Linked DNA regions of Homo sapiens: region 1 is linked to region 2. A link is a loop called in an ENCODE intact Hi-C map of the cell type or tissue named here. Cell type or tissue: transverse colon. All regions are shown on one strand. Links, peaks and the distances in the headings refer to the core of each region. The heading gives the core; the rest is flanking DNA.

Region 1 (12,404 bases), core at 1,979-9,978, 49 kb after region 2:
GAATGAAAATTATCTTTCCAAAAAATAAAACCATGCCAACATGTCAGATGATTCAGGCCACATTCTTTAAAGTAGAGGAATTAAGAACTAGGGAAGACAATTTTTTATTTGATTATGCTTAGTCATTAAAAAAACAAAACAAGGCACCCATTTCTTCAGAATGAGCAATTAGGTTTAAGTTTTCTTTCTTAATACGCCACTTGGCCTTCTGTGTTGGAATAGTTCAGAAGTATAGTTAATTAGATGTAAACATCCGGAATTCTTATTCTCTTCTGGATTTAGCTAAACCATCTTTTTTTTTTTTTTTTTTTTTTTGAGATGGAGTCTCGCTCTGTCGCCCAGGCTGGGGGTGCAGTGGTGTGATCTCGGCTCACTGCAACCTCTGCCTCCCGGGTTCAAGTGATTCTCCAGCCTCAGCCTCCCAAGTAGCTGGGATTACAGGCACGTGCCACCATGCCCGGCTAATTTTTTTGTATTTTTAGTAGAGACGGGGTTTCACCGTGTTAGCCAGGATGGTCTCAATCTCCTGACCTCGTGATCTACCCAAAGTGCTGGGATTACAGGCGTGAGCCACTGCGCCCAGCCTAGCTAAACCATCTTTTTAAACAAGATGCTTTGAAGTAAATACTTTACACAGAAATATTTTAATAGAAGTATTTCTATATTTTGATTGAATTTAGCTTGAACTTTGCCAGGAATATCCTTCCCAGTAGCTTTCTTGTATGAATCCAAACCAAATAGCACATTGAGAAAAAAAACACATTAAGGACTTTGATTTCATCATTTAATCAAGCCTCTCTGATATGATGGAAAGAGTTCAAAGTTAGAATCCTAGCTGTATTACTTTGGGCAAAGTAATTAACATTTCTGGGCCTCCTGCCCCCCATCTGTAAAACTGTGAAACTACTATTTACTTCAAGGGCTATTGTGAAGGGTTGAAATAGATAATGCCCATAAAATGCCTAGGATAGCATCTGGCAATAGTAAGAACTGAATAATATTTCTTATCTCCCCTTTCTGTCAACAGCTTGAGATTGTTTCTGGGAGTTTGTTTTTTGTTTTTGTTTTTGCTTTTTTTTTTGACAGAGTCTCACTGTGTTGCTGAAGCTGGAGTGCAGTGGCTCAATCAGAGATGACTGCAGCCTCAACCTCCCAGGCTCAAGCGATCCTCCTGCCACAGCCTCCTGAATAGTTGGACCTATAGGCACATGCCACCATGCCCGGCTAATTATTTTTATTTTTACTTTTTGTAGAGATGGGCATCTCACTGTGTTGCCGGGGCTGGTCTCAAACTCCTGGGTTCATGCAGTCCTCCCACCTCAGCCTTCCAAAGGGCTGGGACTATAGGCGTGAGCCACCATGCCTACCCTGTGGATGGATGGCTTTGATTTGTTTGCAAACCAATTATATGATAATATCCTTTGTAAACTATTTTGGAAAAGAGCTCTTTCCATACAAACCCTCTTGTCATTTTTTTCCCTTTTGATATCTTGTTTTAGTTATTTTTATAATAAAAAATTACTAACTCTAGGCTAATCCCAAATAATCAATCTAAATTAATGAAATTTTAATGATTATTACTTGTTTTATAATTTGAAATCATATTTTCAAAATAAGAACTATATTTTAACTATAATATTTCTTAGCCAGGGACAAAAATTATTATCTCTTCTTTGTACCTTTGTCGGGATATTTTAATATCTTTGGACCATCTGCAACAAATACCTGCAAATAAATCTTTCTCCCTTTCTTTTCTTTGTTGCTGTCTTTCATATTCACTTTCTTTATATTTTATTTTTGACTGGTTTATTGCTTCCAGTTTTATATTCTTAGTAGTAATACCTAGAGACAGAGAAATAGGCTAAATGGGATCTAAAGCTTTTCTTTCTTTGTAGGTTTTTGTGAACCTGAAACAACCTTGGCATTTTTCTGGATTTAGAAATTTCTTAATGCCTGTATTTCTGTTACTACTTTGTAAAGAAACAATTAGTCCACTTAATAAGTTTGCCTGACTAATAAGTAAAGACTAGAACTAAGGAAGAAAAAAGCTGGCATAATTTACCAAAAGCTGTGACTCTTACTCTTTCCTTTTTTTTGAGACTGAGTCTCGCTGTTGTCGGCCCGGGCTGGAGTGCAATGGCATGATCTTGGCTCACTGCAACCTCCGCCTCCCAGGTTCCAGCAATTCTCCTGCCTCAGCCTCCTGAGTAGCTGAGATTACAGGGGCCCACCACCACACCTGGCTAATTTTTGTATTTTCACTAGAGATGGGGTTTCACTATGTTGGCCATGCTGGGCACGGTGGCTCATGCCTGTAATCCTAGGACTTTGGGAGGCCGAGGTGGGTGGATCATCTGAGGTCAGGAGTTTGAGACCCTTACTCTTTAAGTATGTTTTCTGGCTGGTTTTGAATTACATAAGGAAATAAAAATCTCCTACTCCTCTGGTTTTAAATGTATATAAAATTATTGTTTCTTTTCTTTTTCAGAACTCTTGATGTTTCAGTGAGCTTTAATGGAGGAAAATCTGTCATTTCAGGATCATTAATTGTCACAGCCACAGAATGTGTAAGTAAAAGTTTGCACAAAGATTATCTTTTAAAAGCAATTCCATCCAGAAATAATCTATGGATCTTTGGTGTTGTTGCATACTACAATAAAGGAGATGCAAACAATAACATTGGAGACCATTACAAGGAAAAATTTTGTATAGAATTCGTTTTGGGTGGCATTGCTTTTTTTTATGTTGAGCTCCCTTTTATAGGAACTTTAAGGTAGTATGCATTTGATTTTCATACTTATAGAATTTAAAAGGCATATTTGAAATCAAAATAAGGTAAGATAATAATTTACAAATGAAGCACTTTTTTTCTTAAAACATTAAATATAGAAATTATGTTTTCTGTTAGGAAGGTTAGATTACAGTATCTAAACATTTATCATGGTTTGAAATCAAATTATTGCATTTTAATGTGTGACTTTTTTATTTTGTTCATTTAAAATATTGGTGCTTTCTGAATGAGGAAGTTGACTTTGACAGCTTGATACTATCTTAATTTGTAACCACATCGAATATATATTTTGAGATTACTGATTTGCATTACCTAAATGCAGTATTTTGAAATATAAGCTCCATTCAGTAGACATTTTCTTCCTTTTATTTAATTTTGTGGATTTATAGAAAGTTTCAATATTATATTATTGCACGTGGAAACGGGCAGCACTAAACAGGACCAACCACATGGTTATTATTTCTAAATATATTTTGTAAAAAATATGTAAATCAAAGCAAAAAAAGAAAAATTCCTGCCCTCCAAAAGACCAAAATCCTAAACCTAAACATTTTCTCACATCTCACGGTTTCATTGTTTTATATTTTGATTTTGATCTACTAATTCGAGAGATACCCTTCCAACAGAAAACAAAACAAAACAATTCAATGTTATCTGTATAGAGGTAGTTGCATTTCTCATTTTAAGACAATGCTTCAGGTAAAAGGCACATCATATGGACCCTTGGGTCACTTTTTAACTCCTTGGATAAGTCTTTACCAACAGCTACTTCTATTTTGAAAATAGCTAGGTTTTTTGTTTTTGTATTTGTGCTTTTTGGGGAGGGTTTTTTTTCTCCCATTTCTAGCGCATGTTGCAATTTGTAGATTTTGTGGATGTTGCAGTTTGCTGGTTTTCTGGTCCCTCAGGATGTGGTTGAAATTACAAATATTTGTGGTTTGTAGTTTCTCAGTGTTTAGCTCACTGAAATGGCATTCCTTCCTCATCCTTCTTCCTATTCTACACCTACAAACTGTCTTTTTCTTCCTTTCTTCCATGCAAGCAGGAAAACAGGTCTTTGTTCCTATCCTATAACAATGCATGATTTTCACATGCAAGGATGCTGAGGCTAAATGACTCATGTGGGATGTATAGGTTGGTGCTTTAAGGAAGACTTTCTAGTTCTTGCTCCTGAGTGAGGGTAATATGACTCAAGATGGTTTAAGAGTGGGGAGATTTCAGAAAAATGATCATTGATGTGTCAATGATGAGGTAAGGGGAAAGGAGCAAGCTGTAACAGTCAAGAAGGGGTCAAGATGATTCTCCGTAAGAAGGAAGGCTTTGAGAAAAGACTTGAAGGTAAGGGAGTGAGGCCTGCAGACCATCTGAGGGAATAGTGCTCCACACAGAGGGAGCAGCTAGAGCAAAGCCTGAGGTGACAAGTCTCTGGCAAGTTTCAAGAAGAGCAACCAGCCAGTGTGCTGGAATGGAAGTAGTCAGGGAGAGTGGGAGCCTCTGGATAAGGAAGAGAGAGTGGCAGGAGCAGGGCAGATCCTGTAGGGTGTATAGTTATTGTCAGGACCTGAGCTTTTCTTCTGAGTGAAACAGGAAGACCTTGGAAGGTGACATGATTTGATTCACTGTTTTGAAAGGATCACTCTGGCTGCTGTATGAAAACAGACTTTGCGAGTAGCAGCAAACGTGGAAACATCAAGCCCAATTCTGTGGCTATTGCAGTAATGCAGGAATCCTTCCCCACCCAGAGGAGGGTAGCCCCACTGGGGTGATCAAATTGGAGATGGTGAGAAGGGTTGAATTAGAATATATTTTACAGGGGAAGTTTATGGGATGCCTAGACAGATTAGGTGTGGGATGTGAGATAAAGAAAGAAATTAAGAATAGCTCCAAGTGTTTTTGCCTGAGCAACTATTAGGTTGATGCAAAAGCAACTGTGGTTTTGCCAAATAGAAGGATGAATTGTCATCAGGCACAGCAGTTTCAGAGCAAAGAGAAGTTCAGTTGTGGTGAGGTTGAATGAGGGATGTCTATTGGACATCGCAGTGGAAATGTCAGGCCCCTGAATATGCAAGTCTGGAGTTCTGAGAGAGGTCTGGATTGGATGTACAAACTTTGGAGCTGTTAGTTGTTGACAAATGGATGGAATAAATTAGGCAACAAAATTTCACATAATATTTACTGGGAAATAGTGGCTTCCAGGAGCTTAGAGCAAGAAGGGAAAGAGTACCAGAAAAAGGTTTTATGCTTGTGGAGGAACTGAGACAGACAGGGCCTTGAAGGGAGACTAGGATGTCAGCAAAGAAAGGGGATGGGGAGCATATTATAGAGAAAGAGCAAACAGGGTGGGGATGTGTTGACGAAATTGAGAGGAGATGCATTTGACTGGAGTAGAAATAAGTGGAAGGAATTCTTGGAAATAGAAAATGTAGACCAGATTATCAACAACCTAAGAAACCGAATTGAATTTAGAGTTCATCCTACAGGCTGTGATTCCCAAACTCTACGGTGTTGAAATGAAAAAAGGAAAGAAAATGGATTATATTTTTCATATTATTAGATTTATTCAACTTGAAAGAATTCTTTTATTTTAAAATTGTTCTTTGTCCTATTTTAATTTTAAAATATCCTTTGATTGAGGAAATACACTTCATTTGTCAGGACCGACCTCTCCCTCCTTTCCTTTCCTTTCCTTTCCTTTCCTTTCCTTTCCTTTCCTTTCCTTTCCTTTCCTTTCCTTTCCTTTCCTTTCCTTTTTCCTTTCCTTTCCTTTCCTTTCCTTTCCTTTCCTTTCCTTTCCTTTCCTTTCCTTTCCTTTCCTTTCCTGTCCTCTCCTTCCTTCCTTCCCTCCCTCCCTCCCTCATTCCATCCTTCCTTCTTTCTTCTCTCCCACCTTCCTTCTCCCTAGTCCTTCAGTCCTTTCTTTTCCTTCCTCATATTCCTCTCCCTCCTCCTGCTTCTTCTCTTCTTTTCTCTTTTTCCTTGTATGCTGTTACTTGGCAGAATTATTAGCTGGCAAGTTTATGTGAGCAGATTTTTTTTTTCAGGTTTTATTGCCTTGAGAAATCACAAGGTCTGACTCCAATAAATAATAATATGGTTTTAAAGAGCTTTGGACACACATGTGATGGTGAAACATACTATTTTGGGAAGATTAAATTAGTAATGACATGTAAGAGAAAGGACAGGAAAAGAAAAGGCACAGAGAAAGCTTTTAGGAAACAAATGCTAGAATATAGGCATAAAACTTTAGTTTCTAAATTGACTGATGGTGGTAGAAATAGTCCTAGAAATAGCCATATAAATTGTATTAATGAAGAAATCCATATTATAAAGTGACTTACTGGTGGTTATGGGGGAATGTTTCATTCCAAAATATTGAATCTCATGGGCTGGAAGAATGATGCTGCCATTGGAAACATCCAAAGCGAGAGGTAAATCTGGAGATCAGAAGAATTTTCATTGTAGACATGTTGTGTAAGTGAGGTTGGCAATGTCAAGCAGGTACTTGTAGCTATAGCTTCACATCTCGTGAGTGATCAGGGCTGGAAGTAAAAATTTAAGTTTTGCTTTTGCTGAGGTTGTAGGAAGGGGAAGAAAAATGGGACAATTTAGAGTTAATGTCATTTTGAAGTGGGGAGGAATACATAGAGTCAAAGACAAAAATGCACTGGACAAAATTAAACAGGAAAAGAAGACCTTGTCAAGACTGTTGCAAGAGGGAAGAGTGAATTTACCTGTGATGAAACAAAAGGTTGGAGAATTTTCAAAGCTAGGGTGGTGGGAATTATAGGCCACCAGTATCTGCTAATTGACCTTACCTAAAGGAAAAGTAAACTTTCTCCTACTTTCCTAATAGGAGGTAGTGCTAAAACTTGGAGCAAGGCACCACTGATGTTAGGTTTCTCCGCTTCTACAGAGACCGTGTGATAGGGGCACTATCTCCCTTGATGATTACATCTCAAAGGAATGGCTCCCAGGGCCTTGAGAAAGACAGTCCTCCAAGGTCTGTAAAACTGCTGAGAGTTAAAGGAGATTTAAATGCTTTTCAAAAGGCGGAGAAATATTTTGTGATTACAAGTTTTTATTTATTTATTTATATATATATATTTTTTGAGACTGAGTCTTGTTCTGTTGGTAGGCTGGAGTGCAGTGACGCCAGTTTGGCTCACTGCAATCTCTGCTTCCCGGGTTCAAGCAATTCTCATGCCTCAGCTTCCCAAGTAGCTGGGATTACAGGTGTGTGCCGCCACACCCAGCTAATTTTTTATTTTTAGTAGAGACGGGGTTTCACCACGTTGGCCAGGATGGTCTCAATCTCCTGACCTTGTGATTTGGCCGCCTCAGTCTCCCAAAGTGCTGGGATTACAGGCGTGAGCCACCTCACCCGGCCACAAATTTTTAAAAGTAGATTCTTAAAGAAAAGGGAGATCCAAGACCCACAGTTAGAAGAAATCCAATTTGACTGAAGTTTAAAGTTTAATCAAGCAGAAGAAATAGGTAAGGCTGTCTTGATGAATAAAGTAAGTGAAGAAATAAGAGAAAGAACTGCTTAAGACGTGGGAAGACCAGACACCGAGTGAAGAAGACAAAGGAAGATAGAATTCCAAGGTGAAGAGAGGGCAGCAGTACATGCCTGGGAGAGGCCAAGGTGAGCCAGGGCTGAGAAAATGTCCGAGGGGTCACCGGTGATCTCCCCGTGTCTGCCAAGGCTGATGACTTGAAGCCTTCTCTTTCTTATGACTTTTATTATTCCACTAGTTATTACAGGATAATAAATACTACAATTCAATTTTTCAGGTTGACAGTAATTATAGGAAAATTATTTTTCCTCCTTAAATTTAACCATTGCCTTGTATTTAACCTCAAATTCCTGTTGCCTGTGGTAGTGATATTACCATTCCATAGATATGAAAAGTGAGACTTGCGCTGATGAGATGCACCTGCTGATTTATGTATGAAATATCTATTGAAAATAGAAGAGTATAGTGGGTAATACTATGATGAATACCTGGACCTTGGATTTAAATGATATTTAGTCTTTCAGGCATATTTGCATATGGTGAACAGGTGAAATGCAGTTAGCGATATTGCTCATTGTGAGGATAATGCTTTTTACTTGCTCAGGCATTTGAAAGCCAAACAAAGTAGAACACTATTATTGTAGTCATTGGTTAGTCCTTGTTAAAATCTCACAAATAAAGAAGCTCCTCTGTATGCTTCAGGAACATCCAGGGCTCAGTCCTATTGAGGCCTTAGGAACTGAGCTGTGAGTTCCTGTTTGCTTCTGAGCCTTTCTTACCAGCCTTGAGACATTGACGGCAGGGCTTGTGCTGTGCTTATTGCCCGTCTCTCACAACTGGTCCTTACACAGAGCAAGTGCTCCAAAATTATTTCCTAAATGAATGATTGAAAGTAACCATATATCTAGTTTAAAATGGGGAAACTAAGTTTTAGATTTAAGAGATTTAAGATTAGAGTCTGAGGAGGGTTTGTATTTAGACAATCCTTTATGTTCATCTCTCCTCAAAAGATCTTTAAAATGGATCTCTGCTTTTAAAAACATAATGGAAAGATGTCCTTTTTTTTCTCTTGGAATCACTGGTCTTCTGACTCTTTTGCAATAACAATACCAAGAACCTGTTTGCTGAGCAAGTATTAAGTGCTAGACGCTGTGTTCAGCTCTGCTGTATATGTGCTAAATCCTTTATGGCTTCATTTAGCACTCACAATCCAAGAGGAGGCTGTTCAGATTATGTTAATTTTGCAGATGAGAAAACTGAGGAACAGGAAGATACCTCCAACATTCAGTGCACTTTTATCCAAATACATTAGAAGGTACTTCTTCTTATGTGGACCCAGCCCTCAAAGAGGTGCATGGTTTGATGAGTGTAACAGCAGGTGGTTTCAGTCCTTACTGTCCCTGCAAAAGGGATACTTGAAGCCTGGAGGCTCTGAAAGGTTGTTACTTGCCCAGTTTTGCAGTCTGATAAATGCTATAATTCAGAATTGAACCCACGTCTGTCTCCCCCACCCCCTGACTGAACACTTCCACAAGTTGCCATTTTAAACCAGATTCTACATTGATTTATATAGGACAAGGGTTGGCAAATTTTTCCTGTAGAAGGCCAAATAGTAAATACATACTTAAGGCTTTGGGGGCCATATGGTCTCTGTCACAACTACTTAACTCTACCATTGTAGTGCAAAAACAGCTATAGACATTATATAAACAAATGGCTGTGTTCAGTAAAACTATGTACACTGACATTGGAATTTCTTGTAACATATTCTTCTTTTGATTTTTTCAGCTTTATGTAATACTGTAAAAAAAAAAAAGGTATTAGCTTGCTGGGGTCTTACCAAATAGATTGGCTGGATTTGACTCTTGTACCATAGTTTCCTAATTCCTGATATCAAATATTCCAAAAAGAATCCAGTAAATGAAATAATTATCTGTTTCATGACTCTGTTTTCTTTCCCTAACTCTAAATTCATGAAACAAAATTGTGGAGACCCATTTTCCCCGTTCTGTGTCTGTTTCATTCTAATGTGGCTGCTGTGAATTCACTATTTTCTAGATAGATTGCAGCAATAATAACTAATGCTCTTTTGAAACTTTCCAGTGATTCCTCTGTCCCATAGTTATGTTGCAAGGGCAGCAGTCACCCTGATTTGTTTTTATATCTCTATGATTCTCTTCACTAGAATTTTAGTTATATTTGGCAGAATAAAGTTTTTTATTCTATAACTTGCTTTTAGTGAAGAAAAGGAAATTAGATGCAGATGACACAGTCCCTGAATACACTAATCCCAGACATCAGCTCGGTTAACTGGATACAAATTCAGGCTTTCCCATTGTGTTTGTTTTGATAGCCAGAGCCACTATCAGAGCAAGAAAGATGTTAGTCATGAAAGAAAAACAGTTTCATTTTGCCCAAAACTTTATAAACATATTGGGGAAATGTGGAACACTACAGAATTCAGTCCCGTAATCAGATACCATGTTGCAAACTATGGACTTAAGAGTCAGATGAAGAAGAGTATGAAACTAGATTTGATTACATATAGATCTATATCACGAGCGAAACTAGAAGCTTCTCAGTTTTACATAGGCATGCCTCTCTTTAGAACTGAAAAAGTTCTAATAAATATTTATTACTCAAATGTCATTTTTCTTAAACAGGGTAGAAATGTTCTTGGCTTGCCAGGGTCTTACAAAATAGATTGGCTGGATTTGACCTTTGTGCCATAGTTTCCTAATTCCTGATATTGAATATTTCAAAAAGAATCCAGTAAATGAAATAGTCATCAGATAGATAGATGATAGACAGACAGATAGATAGATAGATAGATGATAGACAGATAGATAGATAGATAGATAGATAGATAGATAGATAGATAGATAGCAAGACCAGGTTGCATTTTCCCTGACGCTTTTCCCATCATGTTTGGCTTATATATATACTAGGTCTGTAGGTCTTTAGAAAGTGCATAATTTATTTTTAATTAATTTATTTAATTTATTTTTTTTGAGATGGAGTCTTTCTCTGTCGCCCAGGCTGGAGTGCGTGGCATGATCTTGGCTCACTGCAACCTCCGCCTCCCAGATTCACGCCATTCTCCTGCCTCAGCCTCCCGAGTAGCTGGGACTACAGGCGCCCACCACCATGCCTGGCTGATTTTTTGTATTTTTAGTAGAGATGGGGTTTCACCATGTTAGCCAGGATGGTCTCGATCTCCTGACCTTGTGATCCGCCCACCTCAACCTCCCAAAGTGCTGCGATTACAGGTGTGAGCCACTGTGCCCGGCCATTTTTAATTTTTTTAAGACAAATCTTTGCAATCAGTCGATATGATAATATTGTAATAATAAATTATATTTGTATCTGGAGATGCATAATATTTTGTCGATGCTACTAATGGAGGCTTTTTTTAAGGGAAAAATAAAAAATTTTGAGTATCTAGCAGGGCTAGCCCATCTACTTTGTGTTCTGTCAGTGCAATTTTCTGATTTTCCTGTTCTTGGCACATGCATAGAAGAAACAAACTAACCACTAAATTTTTAGCAGTTTCATGGCCTCTAGTTGCATGTCCTTATTTCTGAACATGGGTGTGAATTCTAAGAAAAGGGGAAACCAAATGTTCATAGAGCCCTTTTGAAAGCTGTATAGCACAGCCAAATGGTGTGCCATTTCTATGAGTGCTGTGGCTGGATCCTCATGTGGGAAAGGTCTGGTGAGAAATGTATTCCTTCTGTACATGGACAGTCACAGATAGGGGCTGTCTTACATAAGACCATATTTTTGAAGGTGAGATCAAGATTTATACATTTGACAATATTTCTCCCATAGGGTACCACAGTTTTCCATGCGTTTCTATGACATCCTTTTTCCGTTATATTCTTGTTTGCCTAGATTTTAGAGCTTAATGTGTTTGTGCCTGTGGACGGTAGCTGATTTATTCATGAATATTTAGAATTTTGTAAAGAAAGATGCACTTTGGAATGTTCTTTCTAAGAACAGGCTACTTAGGTATTTGCCTGAAAATTTCTATAAAGTATTAGTATTAATCTTCTTTCTCTTTTGCTCTTTTTCTTTTCTTCCCTGAATTTTTTCTCATAAAAAAAAAAACCACAAAACAAAACATTATTACTGAGGATCCTAGGGATTAGGCATTTGGGAGATACCCCTTGTTCCCTTGGAAACTGTTTGTACAGTAAAAGTTCAGTAAACATTCTTCTTTGTATCCATGTCTTTTGCTGTTTTTTTTCTTTAGAGTTCATTCTTTCAGTAAGTAGTTTTTTCTTTCTTTCTTTCTTTTTTTTTTTTTTGAGATGGAGTCTCACTCTGTCTCCCAGGCTGGAATGCAGTGGTGCAATCTCGGCTCATGGCAAACTCCACCTCCCGGGTTCAAGCAATTCTCCTGCCTCAGCCTCCTGAGTAGCTGGGATTACAGGTGCCCGCCACCACGCCCAGCTAATTTTTGTATTTTTAGTAGAGATGGGGTTTCACTATGTTGGCCAGGCTGGTCTCATACTCCTGACCTCGTGATCACCTGCCTCGGCCTCCCAAAGTGCTGGGATTACAGGCGTGAGCCATTGTGCCCGGCCTCAGTAAGTAGTTTTTAAATGCCAGACATGGAGTATACGGTGCTAAGTAGGCTAGATGTAACCCCTGACTTCCTAGAGCTCACAATAAATCATGGTAGAAAATATAAATTAAACAAATAATCACAAAATTCATAATTCGTTGCATCGTGATAAGTACTAAAGATTAAAGTATAGAGAAATATGAGTTGTTTAATCAAAGGGGCATTTTATAGTCAAAGGGTCCAAGGAAGACTTCCATGAAGTGACTTAATATGAGCCCTGTAAAATGAGTAGGTGGTTTTTATATGAAAGGGTTTAAGAACAGCGCCCAGAGTAGGTGCCTTAAGGCTGGAGGAGCTCAGTAGTTAGGAAGGGAAAGAACACCACTGTGGTTTTTGTGTAGGTCATATTTCAGCTTCAATGAGAGAACATCTGATTTATGAATGCATGAGATTGCATTCTTGCATTGATGTGTATATACCATTTCCCAACAAGAACCATTGTTGGTTTGTCATCTACTTGATAATT
Region 2 (12,404 bases), core at 1,761-9,760:
AGTTAGTCTCTCTCTAAATGCAAGTCCTTATGGGTCATGGAGGAGTATGTGAGTGCTGGGAAGCGTTGACTAAATCCAAAATGACTTATGCAACAATGTTAAGCAGAGTTCGTCTATTTACTTAGGGAATGTCATTTAAAAGAAGCCTGGACCATTCAGTGAGACCAATTTTAAATGAACCTCCCTAACTATACATCTGTATCGTATCAATATTTCTTTTTAAAAATGTTTTAACTGCCTCTTTTCTTATTTTGCAGCCCTGAAATGAGATTATCTTTCATTGTGTTTTCTTCTCAAGCAACTATTATTTTGCCATTAACTGGAGACAGGTTAGTGCATTATCATTTCACTGCAGGCTTTTAGTAGAGATGAATTTTAAAGGCATGATTGATATTTCCAAGTGGTGATTCAGGCCTCTCAGTGGAATCAAGCAGATGCACAGACAATTCAGTTCTCTAATAGAAGGGAAAGGAGGTATGAGTAATATAAAAGAGCAGTTAATCTGAAAATCAATATCATTTATAGTGGCTGTGGAATGTGCAGTGAAATCTAGATCCCTGTCTTAGTTGTATATTCACCACTTCCTACCTTCCCCGGCCTCTCTGTTACTGTAAGTAGTTCTACATTTTTCTTGTTTAGATATAATATATTAATCAACCAGGAATTTGAAGAACATTGAGGGGGAGAAAGATATGGATCCTTTTGGATAATTTCCTAGATTCAGTAGACATCCTGGATTTCTGGTCTTTCTCTGAGGTCCATTAATGCTGAATATATTCACCTTTATAAGGGAACTTAGTATATATCAATATGTATACCAATATATCTCTATATCTATCTACCTATCTATTTAATCTCCTTAGTGTTTTTTAAAAGGTGTCTTTTTCAGACCAATGTCACAGTATTTCATATGACCATTTCTGTGTCATTCAAACAGTGTCAATGACAAGTTAGAAATAGTCATTGATATATTTTATGTTATTTTTATTTTTTGAGACAGAGTCTCTCTCTGTTGCCCAGGCTGGAGTGCAGTGGTGCTATCTTGGCTCACTGCAGCCCCCACCTCCCAGGTTCAAGCAATTCTCATGCTTCAGCCTCCCGAGTAGCTGGGATTATAGGCACATGCCACCACACCTGGCCAATTTTTGTATTTTTTTAGTAGAGACGGGGGTTTCACTGTATTGGCCAGGTTGATCTTGAACTCCTGACCTCAAGAGATCTGCCTGCCTTGACCTCCCAAAGTTCTGGGATTATAGGTGTGAGCCACCACACCCCACCTCACTGACATGTTTTAAAGAATGGGATCCATAGTGGGAGGGAGCTTTTATTCTTCATTTTTATGTCTACTTTATTTAACAGAGTATGTAAGCCAGTTTTTGGTCAATAAATTCTTGTTGAATGAATGAATGAGTGGTTTCCTGTTATTTTGAAATAAAATTTTTCTGAACTGTAGTTTCAGCAAGGGAAGCTGGTGTACTTTGTTTTGCATGATATGTGAATTTCTGAAAAGTTAACTGTAAAAACAGTTTTTTGTAAATTAAGTTTTCCCTTGAAAAGGTCAAGAAATCATAATATCTAAAGGAACTGGGGGAGAGAACTTATTTATAATTCACTTAATTGATTTAGAAAATTATCCGTATAAGATTTTAATCTTTGTGCTTTTAGTTTTCCTTTTCCTAGAGAGGAAAATCTCCCTGCAGATGCTGAGTGCAGCCTAGGATCTTGTCTTCCCATTGATACTTCTCCTTTCTTTCTTCTTTTTAAATTTAATTTAATTTTAATTTTAAGTTCTGGGATACATGTGCAGGGCATGCAGGTTTGTTACATAGGTAAACGTGTGCCGTGGTAGTTTGCTGCATCTATCAACCCATCACATGCATTAGCTATCTATCCTGATGCTCTTTCTCCCCTGCACCCCTCACAGGCCCCAGTGTGCGTTGTTCCCCTCCCTGTGTTCATGTGTTCTCATTGTTCAGCTTCCACTTACAAGAACATGCAGTGTTGGGTTTTCTGTTCCTGTGTTAGTTTGCTGAGGATAATGGCCCTCCTTACTTTCTTGTGTGGATGAGAATGAATCTCATCAGGAGCCAGAGCCATGGTAGTCCACAACCCGTGTATGGCAGCTTTCTATGCTCAGTGATTTAACAGTTCTCGCCTTTATGAAAATAAATTTTCTCCATTGCCCAGCTTAATTTCCAAAGAAACAGCCTTGTATCTAGCCAATCCAGAAAAAAAAGAACCATTTTAACATTTATGGCATTCCTATATATAGAAAAACACTTAGCATCATGCCAGGCTTGTAGAAACTCTCAGTCATTGATAGCTGCAAACATTGTGCCAGGTTCTTTGCTAGACACTTTGCATATGGTTCCTCAGCACTTTGAAGATGAAGTGTAGGTCACTGGGTGACCAGATTGGTATTGCTTAGATACGCATGGAAGGGGTTTAAATCTTTAACCCACGTTAGTGATTCTTCTTTCATCATTGGTTGAATCTAATAGGGGAGACACTGAGATAGGTTACAGAAGAGGCCTTTCTTTCTTTCTTTTTTTTTTTTGTGAGACAGAGTCTCGTTCTGTTGCCCAGGCTGGAGTGCAATGGCATGATCTTGGCTCACTGCAAGCTCCACCTCCCAGGTTCACACCATTCTCCTGCCTCAGCCTCCCGCGTAGCTGAGACTACAGGCACCCACCACCACGCCCGGCTAATTTTTTGTATTTTTTAGTAGAGACGGGGTTTCACCGTGTTAGCCGGGATGGTCTCGATCTCCTGATCTCCTGACCTCGTGATCCGTCCGCCTCGGCCTCCCAAAGTGCTAGGATTACAGGCGTGAGCCACTGCACCTCACCAGAAGAGGCCTTTCTTTAAAGAGGCAGCATAATGTTGCAGCTAAGAGTCACTAGACCAAATCTACCTGCGTGTAAATCCTGGCTTTCCAATTTACTAGCCAAATGGTCAAGGATAAGTTGCTTAACCTCTTTATGCTTCTTCTTTTTTCATCTATATAATGACGGCAATGATGATGATGATGATAGTAATACCTACCCCATAAAATTGTTACATGAATGAAAGTTGATGAATGTGAAGTATTTAGAACAGAGTCTGGTATATAAGTTTTCAAGAGATAAAGGCTTTATCACTATTATTATCATCTGGAGCTAGGCAGTATACAGTATTTTAATGATCAGAGAAGAATCATGCTTACATAAAGAAAATATTGCCCTTCTTAAAAGGATTTATAATATTCCAAAAGGAATTTTAATAACACTACTTGCAACTTGTTTTATACATAGTTGGTTCCTCTGTCTCTTCCTAAATATAAACACTTTAAGTTTTAATAAATTTCACTATTTGTGGCATTTTTAATTAGTTTGGGGTGGCAGAAAATAACACTGAGAATGCCTAGGCTAGAGTTCCAGTTTTGTCACTGACTGATTTGGAAACTTGGGGCAAATTGTATAACAGTGTATCAGTTTTATGTCCATAAGGTGCAGGACATAAAATCTTCCATATTTGAGTTTTTGTGAAGATCAAAATAAGATAATGTATATAAAGTTCCTTTGTATAGCATAGGACAACCTCCAATAAAGGACATTATTTTCTTGTTCTATATTGCTATTTTACTAATTTTATTTAATTAAATCAGTAACTTCTCAAGTTTCTGTGGTCCTCTATATTTGGATATAGGGTCACTTTTCCTCCATTACACACTTTTAAGTGTGAAGAAACAATTTGCATATTATATGCAGATCAGTAAACAAATGATTCCACAACTATTGTGAATCTTTGTTTCAAAGCCTAGAAATTGGAATTCTGCATATAAACTATTAAAATCTTGATGTTATATATTACAATCACAAATAGATCAGAGTGTGTGAGGAAAGCAAAGGTTAAGCAAAGAAAACCAAAGGTTAAGCACTGCAGGTTTCACAATTTTGTTTCTAGCACTCATAATTCTTCACAATCTTGGTAAATAAGTAGCTCTTTCATGTTTCTCAGAGTGTTGCTGAAGATTCTTAGTAGAGATGAGGCAAGATTAGAAGGTAGTAAATACTTACCGTAGGGCTGTGTCTTCTGTTATGCTTTCAGCATGGCATCCGGTACTATGTAAATGCATGAATAAAGTAATAAACATGCCAAAAAATGATGTTATGCATTTTATATACTCGTAACTTAAAAACCTTATTCTTTTAAATACTTTAATTTGAAACACTGCCTTCTTTTCTCTTGCTCTCATGATTTTTACCCTCCATATGTCTGTTAGTCCATTCCTCCACCTACCCACCCACCTACCTAAAGACTTGCTTATCTTATATTCAATGCATTGAGTACTGTGGAACCTGGGGTAACACAAAGATAAGTAATCTAGTGTGTGTGTGAGTAGAGGTATACACATGCACATAAATAGCCCAGGGATGTATTATAGGGTTAGGTAAGAGAAAAATGCCAAGTGTTGATTCAGTATGGAAATACCCAGCCTTTCAACAGTAGAGAATTTGGAATCAAGACTAATTAAAAAGTATTTTTAGTTATTATTTTGCATAATTGGGGATAGTGAATTAAGCTCAGTTCTGTTAAATATTATGCTAATACTGTAACAGAGATTTAGTTGAAAACATTTATTGAACAATTATTATGCACCAGGCAGTGTGCAAAATACTTTCCATGCATTGCTTCACTTAATCCTCATATGAACTTCCTGTAATAGATACTGTTATTACCTCGACTTTACAAATGAAGAAATCAAAACTGACAATGATAAAGCGGCTTGTCCAAGCACACACAGTTAACAAGTTGCAAGCAGTATATTGGCTACAATAATCTTTTAAAGTTAAAGCCGATATTCCACTCTCATGCTTAAAACAATTTCATCACTTAGACTGGAAAGCCAGTGTTTCCCAAAGGCCTAAACGCCCCATCCTAGTGCCCCAGCCAGTCCTCTCCTGCAACATCATGTGGCACAGTCTAGCTCAAGTGGTCTTCTTTCCATTCCCTGAACAGACTGAGCTTGTTTCCACATTAGGACCTTTGCTCTTTCTTTGCTGCAGATCTGCCCCTAGCTGGCTCGTTCTCCTCATTTAGGTTTCATCTTACATGCCACATCTTCTGAGAAGCCTTGCCTGGCCAGCAGGTCTAAAGGAACCCCACCTCTCCTCCCCAGTAATCTCTTACAATACTATATTTGGTTATCACATTTTCAAGTGGTTCTGTTGGTTAATTTATTTTTATCTTGATGACTCTAATGTAAACATGAAAGCAGGAGTCCTCATTTGTCTTGCTCCCCCATGTATCCCAACACCTAGAACAGAGCCTGATGCTCAGTAGATGCTCAATAAATATTTGTTGAATGAGTGATTGAGCTGATATGACTTCAGAACCTTAGTTATTAGCTGCCATCATAGATTGTCTTTTTTTGTGATTATACCACATAATAAATAATCTTATATTTGCTATTTTTCTTATTCCTACTCTTACAAATCAGTTATAAATATTTATGACTCCCTTTCATTACACTTGCCCCCAGCCTGAAAATGTCTTATAATTGTTTGACCTGAGCACAATAATCAATTACTTGGGGAAAAAAATCTTCCGTAGGCAAACTTGTAGGAAATTATAGAAAAGTCACTTAATTAATTTTGGACAATATACACATTTCTATTATTTGAATTTTTTTTTCTAATTTCTTAAAAGCTGAATTAAAAATTTACTTGTGGAACAATTGTTCTTTATATACAGTAAGTAACTTATTAATTGGTACATTCATTTTAGAGGAAGCTTGGTAGTATCTATAAAAGTCTAGAAGGTTCCTTTCAGTAAGTCTACTTTTTGGGACTATGTCCTACTGAAATACTAGCATTAGCATGGAAAGGTAGGTCTAAATACAAAATTGGATACTGCAACATTGTACATAATGGTGAAAAACTGTATTCAATCTAAATGCTTATCAATTGATGATACTATAATTAAATTAGAACATATACATTGGATGGAATACTATGCAGTTATTAAGAAATAGGAAAGTCTGTACATATTTACAAGAGAACATATAAGAGATATACTAAGTTTAAAAGCAAGTAGCAGACACTCTTAGTATGATTTTATTTTTATAAAATAAAAAGAAAACAAAATCCCTAACTGTTTATATGGTGAGGGGGGTGTATGTGATTGAAAATGCAAGAAAAGAAGTCTAGAGAACATACAACAAATTGTTAACAATGACACTGTCTTAGGCATGATATTGAAGGTGGAAAAAACCTTCACAATTTTAATTTATATATATATATGTGGTTTGATTTTATTTCAACAAGAATGTATTGTTTATAAAAAAAAATGCTGAAATTAATGTTACTATCTTGGAATCAAAATGGAATTCAGAGGTTGGAAACAAGAAGCATTCAGGAATAGAGCATATTCAACCATTACTATGGAGAGTCCTGAGGTTTTTTGTTAATGAAAGGACCAGAATTGGACCTTGGGTGGAATAGGCATAGGAGCTACATACTAGCTGTGTGACTTCTAACAAATTACTCACCCTCTTGCTGCCCAATTCCTGGGCCAGTTAATAAGAGTGAATTATTCCTACCATACAGCAATCTTGAGAAAAGTATAATGTGTGAGAAGGACTAACTAAGGTTCTACACATAAAGAGAACACAATGGGTATTTATAACTTTATCAATTCACTTTTATTTCTTTGCTTCTATCGCCTACCTGCAACTAACTACCTTTTAATTTTTTCTCATTTATAGTTTTTCATTTTTTTTCATTTTTCTTTTCTTGCTGTTGCTTTGATGATTGCATAGGAAGGAGGCCAAGGCTAACATGGGGTTTGGCAGTTATCAGTGGACACCATCCTTATTTTCATCATGATGTATCAGGATTCGAGCAGATGTTTAAAGAAATCAAAGGACTATGCTCAAAGTGACACAGCTAAGCAGCTAGAGCCAGGGTTCACACCCAGGCCTGATGCTGTGCATGAGCACTTCACCACCGCACTGTATTCACACTCTCTGGGTTCTCCTTCTCCAGTTTTCAATCAGTCAGAATTAGTCACAACTCAAAAACATCGTCATTCCCTAAATTTATTCTATTCTTAAAAACCAGTGAGGGGGTGAAAAGATGAGACAATAGTTGGGTTAGCTAAAAAAAATTCCATTAGGCAAGTATTTACTCCTGTTTTGAAAAGTCTGTTTTGGCCACACATTGTGCTAAACCTGAGGGGTCCAGGCAGGGCAGCAACTCAGATTTTAGTGATGGACATGTTAGCAGTCACTTTCGCTGAAGTCCCACATCTGTTTTATGAGCATGTTCTAGAAAATTAAGTACATTGTTACTCATGCCTGGGAGACAGACCTGGCACACGGAAGTGGTAAAATGCAGGGGTTGATTTTTCATGATTTAGTAAGGCAGTGAGTGGGAAAATGGAGTAAAAGTATGCAAAACGCAGCAGGCCTGAACTTCAGGTGTGAATTGAGTACCACATTTTGGTAGGTGCAGGCCAAATTGGAGAATATTTTTGACAAAATTCAGATTGTACAGGGTATTTTGTGAGCAGATATTTCTGGATCTATGACTGCTACCTTGGATTTGCTGGTCTGGACTCTGGACCACAGAAGCCTTGGCCTATGTTGGCATTAGAATGACATGTTAAATAAACAATAAGCATATTTTACATAGACTATAGTAAGATACAGCTAAAACCCATTAGTTCCCAAGATTTTAGAATGTATTAGCAATAGCAATGTGTGTCTTTAGAAAAAATCTTTCACTCATTTGAAACCTTTAAACAATTTTTAAATTGAGGAACTTGGTGAGAACAAATTACTTGTTAGAGGTTCATCCGTTAAGCAGTATGTAGGGCAGTAGTATATAGTAACACAGTTAAGTAGAGCAGGTATATATGAATGAACATATTTCTCTTCATACAGTTTTTTTCTATTTTTCTTACTCAGGTTAATTTTGTGGTTTATTAATGGAAGGAGACAATAAAAGTATCAAAGTTTACTGAGCAGTTACTATATATTACATATTTTACTAAATTCTTCATATGCAATAGCTCAGGTAAAGTACAATTCTAAGTGAATTCTAAGTGAATTATAAATCATTAGCAATTTTGTATAGTCATAAATAACATCTTGAGAACATTTTCGTTTCATATTCTACTCAATCTATTAAATTTTACCCTAAAAGAAACATTTCAGGATGCTGTGTAATTGGCTAATTATCATAAAATCCTTATGTATTGCTACATTTTGTTTTGGAATTACTGTTTATTTCAAGCAGATTAAGTCTGTGGCTAATAATCTATTGAGAGTAAAGAAAATAATTTACTTATGATATAAATACCTATAGTATTCCTGCAATTATATAAATTGGCATTTGACAACATGAGTGTGTGAGGCTTTTTGTTTTAGTGGTAGATTATTTCTTTGGTGGCTTCCAATGAAGCATAGAATACACACACACACACACACACACACAGAGGCACACACACACTTTTTACTTTTTAAAATCTGGGTCTAGGCCTACGATTTATTTACTTCAGTCAATAGAATGCAGCAGACATGAACATGAAACTGCCAGTTTGAGTTCCAGGCCTAAGATTTATTAAGGCATGGTAGTTTCCTCTATTGTTTTCTTGGAAACCATCTGTCATATGAAAACTTTGACTACTCTGAGACCACCATGCTAGGAAGAAGCCCAACCTAGCCATGTGGAGGAGAATCGAGACTCTGGTTAACAGTCTTAGCTGAACTCCTAGGCAACAGCCAGTATCAGCGCTGGCACCGACTTGCTAACCATGTGAAGGCATTCCGCTTCTAGCCATTCCAGTGGCTCAACTGGCAGCATGTGAAGCATGAGAACTGCTCATTCAATGCACAGTGCCATGAGAAACAATCAATTTTGCTGATAACCACTAATTTTGGGGTACACTAGACTCCCCTTATCTGAAGGAGATCTGTTCCAAGAACCCCAGTTGATGACTGAAACAACAGGTAGTGCCAAACCCTATATATACTATTTTTTTCTATACATACATACCTATGATAAAACTTAATTTATAATTTAGGCACAGTAAGAGATTAACAACCATAACTAATAACAAAATAGGACATTTATAATAATATACTGTAATGAATCCTTACAGTGGCCCCATGGGGGAGATATTTATATTCCTATTTTATAAATGAAGAAACAAGGTTGAGCTTGGAACTAATCTCTATTCTGTCTATAAGCTCATGCACATCTTCATCCATACCATCCCAGAAACTATTTATGGTTTAAGAGATTATCCTATTTACCCAAAACTCTCATACAGAAGCAATGACTGGCAAAATAGGTAATTCAAAACGCATTCCAATAACACAAGAAAGTTTTAAAATTAGGTTAGATCAGAGGTTCTTAATCCTGGCAGCGCATTAGAATACTCTGGGGAGTTTTCAAAGGCCAGTGATAACCCTGACCCAACACAAACATGTGAATTAGAATCTCTTCAAATAGAGTCCAGAAGAGCTTTTGAAAATCCCCTCAAATGATTCCAGTGTACAGCCAGGGTGGAGAACCACAGTGCATATATAGAGCTTTATGTGAGTGACCCCTGGACTGAGTGTGAGGAATTCTCACATCACTGTGTAGAATCACGGTGTTCACATACAACAGATGCTCAACAGATGAGTGTAGACTCATTGACTGAAATCCTGAAAGAGCTTTGAAATCTGGAAAGTTAAGACAATGTGCATTGGAAAGTTCAAGTACTGTACAGACACATCGTAGAAAGAAAAAGTAGGAGATACTGAAAATAAAATTATGCCTTCATTGTTAGTTGGTCAATTCAGGATTCCCTGCAGACTGTTTTATGACACCATGATTTCAGTCTATCTTTATTTTAGTTATAATGCCTTGCATACCTTCCACATCCAAAGTGTTTCAGAGAAAAGCTACTGATATGGCACAGTGCATGGCAGTTGTGGTGGCTATTTTCCCTTCCCTTCCTCACTCCTCTCCTCTTCTCCCCTCTCCTTCCCTTCCCTGCCCTTCTCAGCAAAGAAATTAGGGAGATACAAATAGAGCTGAAAGTGCTAATTTCATACATTAAAAAATTAGCCAAGCCTGGGCATAGTGGCTGAAGTCTGTAATTCCAGCACTTTGTAAAGTCAAGATGAGAGGCTTGCCTGAGGCCAGGAGTTCAAGACCATCCTGAGCAGTATAGTGAGACCACATCTCTATAGAAAATTTAAAAGTAGCCTGGTATAATGGTATATGCCTGTAGTCTCAGCTACTTGGGAGACTGAGGTGGGAGGGTTGCATGAGTCCAGGGGTTTGAAGTTGCAGTGAGCTATGATTGTGCCAGTGCACTCCAGCCTGGGTGACAGAGTGAAACTCTGTCTCCAATATATATGAAGCCTCTAAATGAAAGCGAGGAAAACACCATATATATATATATGGTGTTTGTGTGCCTCCTCTCTTTCTCTTTTTCCCTCCAGTTGATAATGGAATTTGGTCCCCCAATTCTCAATTAAAGAAAACCAGGGCTTTAATATAACATTTTGTTTGTTCAATTCCTGTCTCTTTCAAAAAAGTATTTGAGGCTGCATAGAAATTAATAGTGTTGCAGAAAATTAATAAAATATAAAAAGAAGAGTGCTAAAATTTTGGAAAAGGGGATGAAACACTATGATAACCACATGAACTTAACAGAATTTTGTGAATGAGTAAGAAATTTACTGTGGGCTTCCCCAGTAGTCAGGACAAGAAATAAGTTTGCATGGTTGTCAAGTGCAGAAAAGAGGAAGTACATAGCAACTACTTGGGGGTGACAAAGAAACTTCTGCTTTGAAATGTTATAGGGGACGATGCGTGTCATGACAGCAGCATCCTTGACAACTGCTTCACAACAAATACAAAGTAGTTTCAATATTGCTGTTCCCTGTAGTTGAAGACATAACTTGAAAGCCAAACTCAGTGAAGCTGATCTTCTAAGATGTTGAATTCAAGGAGTTGAACTTATCTTTATAACATAACCTTTCTTTCTTCTTGTTCTTAAAATTTTAGTCATTTTCGCTTTCATTTAGAGGCTTTTTTTTTTAACATTACAGTGGGGATGAATGATTTCTGTTTTTAACCTACCACATTATTTTGCTTTTTCACCGTTAACTGTTTACCAATTGAAAAACTTAATATTTATTTTCAGTTGCTTGGGATTCTTCAAGGGTCTGAGATCTGTCTGCCCTGTCTTGTTTTGGCCTTTGTTTCCCCTAAAGTGATACCTTGTTGATTGATAAGAGGCTGACAGACTTCAGGTAGTTACCCTGAAGGGAGTACAAGGCCAGGACTCACATGTGTTTTTCTTGGCTATGGAAAAGGAGCACTTTCCTCTTAGGATCATGCAGCTGCAAAAGTAATGATGGGATTGAGTGGAGCTTGGAATCTTATGGTGCAGGTATAGGTACAGATAGAAAAACCGCAAACTGCTGTCTCTCTTCCAGTGTAATAAGCTAGCAGATACCTGACTGTACAAAAAAAAACCTTGAATCCACGTTTGGGAAGTTCCTTTAGCTTAAAGTCTTGTGCTGGTGTTGTCTGGGACTCAGCAGCAATGGTGAGCTGATTTGAACTGAATGGAGAAGGCTGTCTTATGCAAAATCTGTTTGTGTAAACTTGCATTTCACTTGTTGGCAGCAAACACTAATGCTCAAAGACACACTGCCACTCATTTCTGAAAAGCACCAAATATTTGACTTTTATCTGCATTCAGACACAATCAGTTTCAAGTTGTTTCTGTAGCTATCAAACGTAAATATTTTAGATACAACAAGCTTATGAATTACATAACTTATGCTATCATCCTTGGAATTATAATTTTTTTATGATATATTGAAAAATTTATTGAACACTTACTTTGCAAATGACATTATAATAAGTACAGAGCAGGGGAATACAGCATAAATAAAAGACATGGTAATAGCCTAATGTAAACTTTCAGTGTAGTTGAAAAGTGAATATTTAAATTAAATTAGTTAAATTATTAGAAAGTTGAATGTTTTTAGGAGAGAACTTTTTTTTATTATGGTAAAACATGAATATGAGTATGACTAGAAAGCTTGGGGTGACTCAGAATAAGAGTGTAATGAACTTAAAGAATGGTTCAGAATAGGTAGACTTTAAACCAAATATTTAAAAAGACAATTAGCAAGAGTTAATAGAGATGAGTGAACCAGGAAAGAGAAGGATTAGGGTCATACCTTGAACATTGTCTTCTGTTACCTGGAAACTTTATGAGATGGAAAACTTGCCTGATAATATTTTTTATTGCGATATAAAAATACAATCAAGAAGTTACTTTTAAAACGTATATAAGGCTCTGGTGAATGGATTATTTATTTCAATTATTTGAAACACAATATT

What was found. A loop is a pair of places that touch in the nucleus more often than their neighbours do. Peaks named below come from ENCODE experiments on the same cell type or tissue, not always from the same donor. Only the 100,000 strongest peaks of a DNase experiment are listed, where the experiment ranks them.
Region 1: it touches region 2 in a loop (2.5-fold over the local background); 9 of 110 quality-filtered maps call a loop at or near these places.

Annotation. Positions count from the first base shown.
Region 1 is chr4:80,009,061-80,021,464 of GRCh38, reverse strand. It overlaps ANTXR2 (ANTXR cell adhesion molecule 2), which reads left to right. Exons shown (of 17, transcript NM_058172.6): 11 at 2,489-2,567. Among named protein-coding and RNA genes, the nearest start is that of ANTXR2, 58 kb to the left of the region's middle. In transverse colon, for the core only: no CTCF peak of the experiment used is centred there; no DNase peak of the experiment used is centred there; H3K27ac peaks cover 4,869 bases.
Region 2 is chr4:80,057,361-80,069,764 of GRCh38, reverse strand. ANTXR2 (ANTXR cell adhesion molecule 2) reads left to right here. Exons shown (of 17, transcript NM_058172.6): 3 at 258-329. Among named protein-coding and RNA genes, the nearest start is that of ANTXR2, 9.7 kb to the left of the region's middle. In transverse colon, for the core only: no CTCF peak of the experiment used is centred there; no DNase peak of the experiment used is centred there; H3K27ac peaks cover 445 bases.